2 separate regions of the Mus musculus genome follow, and region 1 is linked to region 2. A link is a contact called in ENCODE Hi-C data. All regions are on one chromosome and are shown on one strand. The core of a region is the stretch at or near the end of the contact, and the rest is flanking DNA. Distances in the headings are between cores, read along the strand shown. Region 1 has its middle 23 kb from the start of Gm40639. Region 2 holds the start of Prdm1 (PR domain containing 1, with ZNF domain).

The links. Hi-C counts contacts between places; a loop is a spot of excess contacts on that map.
Region 1: a loop to region 2 is called in a map of gastrocnemius, with 5 times the contacts of the local background. The contact joins the enhancer-like site here to the promoter of Prdm1 in region 2. A Hi-C loop is called at or near these places in 21 of 37 maps with a recorded cell type or tissue (CH12.LX, CH12F3, Patski and 6 more).

The regions. Positions count from the first base shown.
Region 1 is chr10:44,999,209-45,003,366 of GRCm38, forward strand. No RefSeq gene overlaps it. Among named protein-coding and RNA genes, the nearest start is that of Gm40639, 23 kb to the right of the region's middle. Within about 2 kb of position 1,253, at least 1 of the 3 ENCODE cell types and tissues checked has a DNase peak (open chromatin) inside an H3K27ac peak, as active enhancers do; it is gastrocnemius, where a contact is called at or near this core.
Region 2 is chr10:44,456,558-44,460,715 of GRCm38, forward strand. Prdm1 (PR domain containing 1, with ZNF domain) reads right to left here and starts at 2,191. Exons shown (of 7, transcript NM_007548.4): 1 at 1,910-2,191; 2 at 68-313. The coding sequence starts at 1,951.

The sequences.
Region 1 (4,158 bases), core at 3-2,502, 540 kb after region 2:
AGAGATCTTGAAAAGGCCTCTATTTGACTCTCCTCCAGGCATCCGACCTCAGCCCTAGTACTGGTGTGTTTGCACAGAAACCTCCAGAAAGGACCTCAGCTCTCAAGACAAAAGCTTTCTCGATGAACTTTGAAGAACATGGTTCATAAATACAAGAAAGAAAAAAAAAAATCCCTCTGCATCACTGTGAAGAACTGACTCTGTTCCAAAATGAATTTATGATGAAAAGAAATATTTAAATTGAAATTAAAATATTAACATCAGGGCAAGGCCTGACTCATACAGCTATACCACAAACACTCTGAATACTTTCACATATCCCTGAAGTTAATGTATTCATATTTAGATTTGCAATATTGTGCTTTAGAATAATTTTAGTACAAAAATACCAAACTAGTCTCTTATAGCTTTGAATCTAGTCTAGTCACACACACACACACACACACAAGCAGTGTCACCCTGATCTCTTATTTAATGCTCAACATTCAAGGTACACAATTTAATGTTCATTGTGGATTGTCCATAGATTTATGATGGCTGTAGAGATGTTCATAAAATCTGAGCTATGCAAGGCTTTCGGCATCTGTCTCATTTTTATCAGAACCATAAAAATCATCACCCTCTTGTTCCTAGTCAGTCTTTCCTGCTAGATAATATAAACCAGAGAAAAATAACGTTGTATCTGAGTGTCTACTTTAAGTAGACTCTGTTGCAGAGGTGTGTGTGTGTGTGTGTGTGTGTGTGTGTGTGTGTGTGTGTGTCTGTCTGTCTGTCTGTCTGTCTGTCTGTCTGTCTGTGTATACAGAATAGTGATGGTATGTCTGGAAATGGAGAGAGAAGAATATTGAATTAAACTACATATGTTTGAGGATTAAACAGGCTCTGTACGAAGCTCTTCCTAGTACCAACTGTCTTATGAACCAGAACGATGCTGCTGTGGGGCACCACTCGTTTTAGCCATGCGCTGACCTGTCCTACGCAGGAGCACAGTCTCTCAAGTGTACACAGAGAGGGGAAGCAGGTGCTTCGACTCCCCAGCATCTGGTTTAAATGACCACAATGCTGAGAGCACCTGCAGCCAGCATTTCAGCCAAGTCTGGCCTCCCATTGTATTCAACTGTTCTTTCTGCCTTAAGCAAAAAAGGCATTGTTTATCTGATTTGCCAAAGGATCTCCGGGGAGGTGGAGAAAGACCGGACAAACAAAGCTAAAACTGAGCGCCAGTGGACCGCACGGGAGGATCTTGATTATTTGTGACTATCCACGGGGATCTTTCATCCTGACTAAACAGAGAGAGAGAGAGGAGGGGGCCCCACGGGGACATAGAGAGACAGACAGAGACAGAGAGAAAATATCAGCTGCATTTGGTGCTGCGGGTTTAAGAGCAGAGCAGAGAATAATCTTACTGAGAAGGTGGAGCTGTAGTTTGTGTGCTAAATGTTCAGTCTATGCACTTTCCACGTTCCTAGTTTAGAGCAACTACGCACTGAGAGAGCTGACTGCCTCTAAACGATGTCAAAAGCAGTAGTAACCTTGGTTCAGACTTTTCAAATCAAGGTATGAAGAGCAAATAAAACTGACCCACGGAGGGGGGGGCAGTTAGAGGGGGGGACAAAAACCAAAACCCAAAACAAACCTGTGGTCGATGTGTTAGAACCAAAATAAAATGACCAGTCGTATTTTCAAGAACACGGAAAATAAAGTCTTCCTGCGTAGTGTTTGCTTAGTAAATAATTCTGTGGAGCCCCTTTATTTCCTTTTTTCTTTTCTTTTCTTTGTGTAGAGCCCCAACTAGTGGGAGATTGGAAAACTGCACCTGAAGAGAGGCCATTTAAATGGAGGTGACCATTGGACTTCCGGCCAGCATATGAGCACTTTAGGACAAGGCTGATTTTCAGGTGTGAGACTGCAGACAGGTGCTAAGAGGGGAGGGTTGTGAAACTGCCTTCTTCTTAACTTTCTGCATGCTAAAGGGCAACCTGGCGCCGAGGAAAGCAAACACACTCTCTGGCATGTGAAATGACTCAGTGCACTCTAGCTACAGCTAATTCGAGAAAGGAAAATAAATTCTGAGTTCAGAACTTATATGCCTCAAAGATCTTTTTTAAAAGAAAGGGGACAACATCCTGTAACCGAAAAGAAAAAAGAAAAAACTGCACAGGCTGGAGGAAAAAGAGCCGGTTTCACATGTTAAATGAGAATTCAGTTAGAAATATTTTTACCCAGTTGGTAGTTTTTACTGAGAAGAGATAAGAATGTGCTGTGTTGTGATAAGAGGAGCTAGCTGTAGGTAGACCAGCAGGCCGGAGGCCATCATGCAGGAGAGATCAGAACTTCAATGAAGAATGAGACAGAAACGCCTAGAAAAGTGGGGTGTACTGTTCTGAACTCAGAATTTATTTTCCTTTCTTAAATTAGCATAGACAGAGTGTGCTGACTCATTTCACTTGCTAGAGAGTGTGTTTGTTTTCTAAGGGGACTGAATCTCAGGAGCTGCTGGGATTTTAAGTTTGTTTCTTTGTTTCTTCTTCCATCCTTTCAAAAACTCTCATTCTGCTCAATTGTTTTTAAAATAATGTTTCCTTTGACAAAAAGTGGCAATAAAATGCAGACAGCCTGGAAAGGCTATTAAAGAAATAATCCACGATGAGTTCATTAATTAAAGTATAAGAATGTGCATCAGGGGTTGTCATGCAGGCTTCAGGGTGTTTGTGGAACTCCCTAACAAGAAAGATCTATAGTGTGTGTGTGTGTGTGTGTGTGTGTGTGTGTTTCTGAATTCTCAAAGAATCCCATAAAAAACAAACAAACAAACAAACAAATCCAACTACACAGGAATCTGCACATAGACAAAAACCAACCACATTGTCATAGATGTGCCTCAGAGTGGTCTGACTTCAGAGACTGCATAGAAAAGCCCCACAGAGTCATCAAGCCATGTCTAGGGCATCTCACAGAGCAGATGCTAACCTCCAGAGTCACAGGCTTCCCTGTGCATTGTGCACTAGAATAAAGGTGTGGTGGGTGTCCTGCTTATACCTTGAGGGCATATGGGTGCACACAGTCCTCATCAGCTGCAGGGATGAACAACTCGCTCTCACCACTTCCCTCCATGTGAATGTACAAAAGGCCACTTATGCTCAAAATTTGAACATAGTAGTAATTATTTTTTTTTATCCCCACAGATTAGCCAGTAAAATTCAGAATTTAACCACAACAACAGAAATACCTTTAACTTTTAGGAGTCAAACACCTACTCAGTATACACAGTTGTTACAAAATATCAATTCAAGGGAGTTTTCTCTGCCACTTAAAGTTTATGGTGATTATTAAATAAACAGACCTTTGCTTCATTTGAAAAGGGATTTGTTTAAATACTACTTATTTGAAGATCATTAAGTCTCTGGAGTTCAAGGATATCGAGGGTGGTGACTGCCTCCCGGAGCTATCTAACTTCTTTTATGATGTCAGCTTTCCCAGAGATTTTATTTAACAAATGACTTCACTGTGGAGAAAAGCTGTCATATTAATCTATCTGTCCTAGCCTTCACCTTCCAGCCTCACTGTGATCATGTAAGAGAAGTCTGAGGGGTAAAGAGAGAACCCACACTACCCATTAGCAGTCCCCTGTCAGGTGGCACGTGATCCTGTGTCAGCACACTCGGCTCCTCAGCTGCGGACTCCCTGGTCTTTCCTTCTCAGACAGACACCACCATGATTGAAGTTTACAAAAGGCAAGCTGTACAGGGCATCTGACACTCTGCAAAGCTTGCCACCTTTTCTGTTTTCTGTTTATCTTTCCCTTTGCCAGAGTCTGTAAGAAGCTTTCATGGCTGAGAAAGTAAGTCTTTGAGTCATAAGAACAAGGTGAAGGTATTTAGAGGGAAAAAAAGCTTGCCAGGTTTAAAAAAAAAAAAACCTGTATTCCCTTACTAAGACAATTTTAAAACCTCAAATATTACAACCACAAACTGTTCGTGCAGATGAAAATGAAAGTAGGCCACTTAAAGAGAGTTTTGTCTAAACTAAAGCAAATGCATTGCGTCATTATTTTAAGCATTGGGATTAACAGGCTACCAAACGGTTTCTTTGAAATTAAGAAGGCAGCATTTTAAATATTACATCTGAACGTGTTGTGTCTCCTCTAAGGGACACGCA
Region 2 (4,158 bases), core at 941-3,440:
TCTCAGAGATAGTAGTAGGAGAGCTGGCCCAATTGCCAGTCAGACTTCAAGAAGGCAGCCGGCTTACCTCTTTGCTGTTGTTGGCAGCATACTTGAAAAGCAGGTTCCTTGGTAAGGATGCCTCGGCTTGAACAGAAGTACCCCCGTCAGCGCCGGAATCCCAGGGGTGGTCGTTCACTATGTATGTACACTTCTCTTCAAACTCGGCCTCTGTCCACAAAGTCATATCAGCGTCCTCCATGTCCATTTTCATGATCCCAGTCTCTGCCAGTCCTTGAAACTTCACGGAGCCGGAGCTAGACTTGGGGGCAGCCTGGAAGAGAAGGGAAAGGCTTTTAATCCCCATTGTCCGGCGCTCCTGTGCCTCCCTCTTAGAGGCTATGACTAACACGGTGCTCTGAAGACTTTAAAAGCTTGGAGTACTTGTACAGTTGAGTAAGAGTCCAAAGCCGTGTAAAGTAGACTGCCTTGAAGAAGCACGGTTTTAAAATGCAGCCTTTGGCTGAAAAAAAAAAAAAAAGCGTATATGTATATGTTAACCTCATCGGGAGAGAAAGAACAGCTACCTTTGAACAATCCTTGGCTTTATCACTCAAGGCAGAAATGTGTTGTGGGCGCTGCTGCGTCCTGTGTCCCGGGACGCCCGGGGTCATGGCCGCCAGACCCTCAGAGCTGTGGAAAAGCTGTCTCAGAGAAGTGTCACAAACAAGGGGAGGAAGAGGCAGGGGCGCTGCCTGCGTCTGAATGAAGCTAAAAATGGAAAACACGTGTGGTGCAGGAGCGGAACCCAGTCTGCCTTTTCCAAATGGGGAAAACTGAACTTTCCCACCAGCTCCCTAGCGAAGCAACTTTCAAAACAACTAGGTCCCCTCCCTCTGCCGCGCGCGCGCGCGCGTTCAGTCTCTTTCATCCTCCAGCAGGCAAGCCTGAGAGGGGTTGCATCCTGCCAGCATCCTTGAGTACCAGCCTTCCCGAGCTCCCATGGACCACAGGAAAAGAAAAATTGGGGAAGAGGGAAACACCCAGCAGTTTTGTTTGTTTTTTTAATCCGTGGGCATCTCGAGCCAGATAGAAAAATTAAAAACAAAACATATTAAAAAAAAAGTCAATAGAATTCCCTGAAGAGAATTCCTTTAGGAGCCCTCAGCCACAAATAGCACTTTCTATTTAAATGTGAAAGTGCATGAATTCCCAGAAGTCACTGAAGTGGCACAGTTTACTGTAACTAAAGTTATACAGAAGACTTGGGGATCCTCCTCTTATCTGCCCTCGGAAAAAGTCCTTTCCAAAGAGGAAAAGCAAGAAAGATAAAACAGCCTCTGCAACGTATTCCCACATAGACGCCGCAGATAAAAATTAGGAATAAGGATAACCATGTTAGAACGCGCGCTTGTGAAAATGTAAACACAGTACAGCGGGAGTCCCTCTCCGGAGCTGGTCTTTACAATTCGTCCCTAGATAGGACGCTCCGAGAAGGGGAAAGATGCTTACTTGTCCTTGTCCCGGGTACAACTTAAACTATCTCATTCTTATTTAGTTCCAACATGTAAGGTCATGTGGAACAAACGATGTTAAATACAAGTGAAAACCTAAGTCAACCCGGGATAGTTACAGTAATGTAAAGGCAGCGAGTGGCGAAGCGGACAAGAACCACTACTGAAATTTCAGTGAATTGACAATTATGTCTAGAACTGAAAGGGTTAATGATTCATACGGAGGAAAAAAGTCTTCTAAATGTTTGACAGTGCTCCGCGTACTAAAACAGAAGCGCTGGTTTCTACTGAGGCTTCATTCTTTTTTTTTTTTTAAAAGGGGGAGGGGGGAGAAAAGAAAAGTTAAAAAAAAAAGGAAGAAAGAAAAAGGGATAAAAGGTTTCAAATCGTATTAAAGACAGAATCTGGTTCCTTACCAAGGTCGTACCCACACGTTTTTCCAAGAGAAGATCCAACATCTGAGATAAGCCTCTCTCATGTCCACCCAGTCCACATCCTCCCGCGTCCCTGCCGGGCTGAGCAGTACTGACGCGCACCTCGGCGGTCCCTCCTTTTCTACGGCCGCGGGCCGGGCTCGCTCCGGGCGGACAGGTGCTGCGCGCTGCTCTTGCGTCTCCGCGACACTGGAGGGCCGAGTGTCACTGCAGCAGTGTCTGTGCGAGCGAGCGAGTGAGCGAGCGACTGACTACTCTTCCCCCTCCCTGCCCTGCCGCAGACTTCTTTACCAATACTGACGGTCTGATTCACTCCTACCAGCCGCCGCGATGGGGGCGTGGCCGCACCTGGCCAGCCCAGCCGTGCAGCGTGGGGTTCAGGGCTTCCCCCCACCGACTGCGACCCGCGGCAGCTTCCTCTGTTTGCAAATGGATTTCAACAAGGACTGGGAATCTTCTTACTTCCCTTTGCAGGCGCTTGCCCTCCATGTTTACCCACACTACGATTGTATTCTAAGTCCTCCGGATCGCTAGCTTCCTGTCGCGGCAGAGCGGGGCGGGGTGGGGGACTCCTCCTCAAAAGAAAACCCTAGTCACCTAAACTCGGTGTCTCAATTACAGGATCCGACGTACTTCGAAGGAAAGAGCTAAAGTATTTTGGCAGCACATGCAATACAATTTCGCTGTGTAGTCCTGGAGTCATTGCCAATGAAATAAATATTCTAAGGCGGTTCTCCTCTAGTATTAAACGTATAGGATTTCATTTCTCCTGCTAACTGAATACATTCAGCTTAGGTAGACCTAACTTCCTCCTTTCGACCATTTGGAAATAGGGAAACAGGAAAAAGTTATAATCATATATACTGGTTTTGTTGTCCCTGCCTCTCATGCCCAAACCCACAGCCAGGCTTCCGAGCGTGTGCGTACAATGGAGAGTAGGAATGCTTCCCAGTTAAAAAGGGGATGTTGGGCTGGGGGCAGTGAGTGGAAAGCTGTTGGAGGCAGTAATTAGTGGGGCTCGTTCTGAGCCTGGCCGGCTTTTCCTTCAGCCCCAGTCTGTCTTCTGGAGAAGGAAGGACATCCTGTGATGATGGCATACAATGTCCTGTTTGTTTATTATTAAGAGCGTGGACCTTGCATTCCTGCTTCTCATTACAAAACAAACCAGATGCGGTACTTCCTTCAATGGTCTTTTGCCTTCAGCAGGGATCCTCCAATTCACAGAAACAATGCTGCTAAGGGCCCATTTATAGCCAGCATCCCATCACAGCGACTTTTTAGATCACAGAAACTCAAGTCTTCCCCTTATCTTGCTTGCCTCATCGCAGGTTCCCCTCACCCCCACCCCCATTTTTAAAAATCATCTCTCCCAAAAGTTTACGATGTGGTATCTTTTCTAGTATTCTAAACACACGGGGCATACACACCCACCCACATCCAGATCCACACCCACATTCACACACCCAGACCCAACCTAATGATACCAACTTAGTCATACAATGAAGTGGACATTTGAGTATTTGTTTACAGGAAGAAATGAAACACAGCAAAACAAAAGCCCAACTCAATCATAAAGACAGGCTTGTTCTTCTGTTTTCCTTTCAAGAAACTTTCCCAGAAAAATTTTTTTGGGGGGGAGGGGTGTGTGGAAGGTATCACAGAAAATGATATGTGCATCTAAAAAATCCTTCTACAATTTATGTAGTTCGGAACAATCAAATTTATACCGGGGACAAGAGTAGAATACACTGGGGGGGGGGGGGGGGGTTGTAGGTCCACCTGTTATTTCATTTTCTGCCAGAGGGGGCGCTAGCACCAAGAAGAAACAGGCTGTTAGCTTGCTCTTGTGCCAGGGCTATATACAGAGAAACCCTGTCTCCAAAAACCAAAAAAAAAAAAAAAAAAAAAACCCAAAAAAACCAAACCAAAACAAAACAAAAAAACCCGAATGAACAATTCTTAAGAGTTCTCAGAAAGGTCCAAGTGATAATTAAACAAAAGAAATCCAGCCTCCTGCAGAGGGTTTATTAACCGATGCTGAGTCAGCACCACTATGGACAGAAAAACAATGTAGTCATCTCAGGGTCTGGCCTGCTGCTAGCTGTCTCCACTGCACAGCAGTTAACACGGTTTACCCTGCTTTCCTTTCATGAAAAACTTTGCTCTTGGGGCACAGATACCATGTAAGTGTCAGTGATTCCACCACTGTGGTGTAAAGAAAGAAGCAAAGG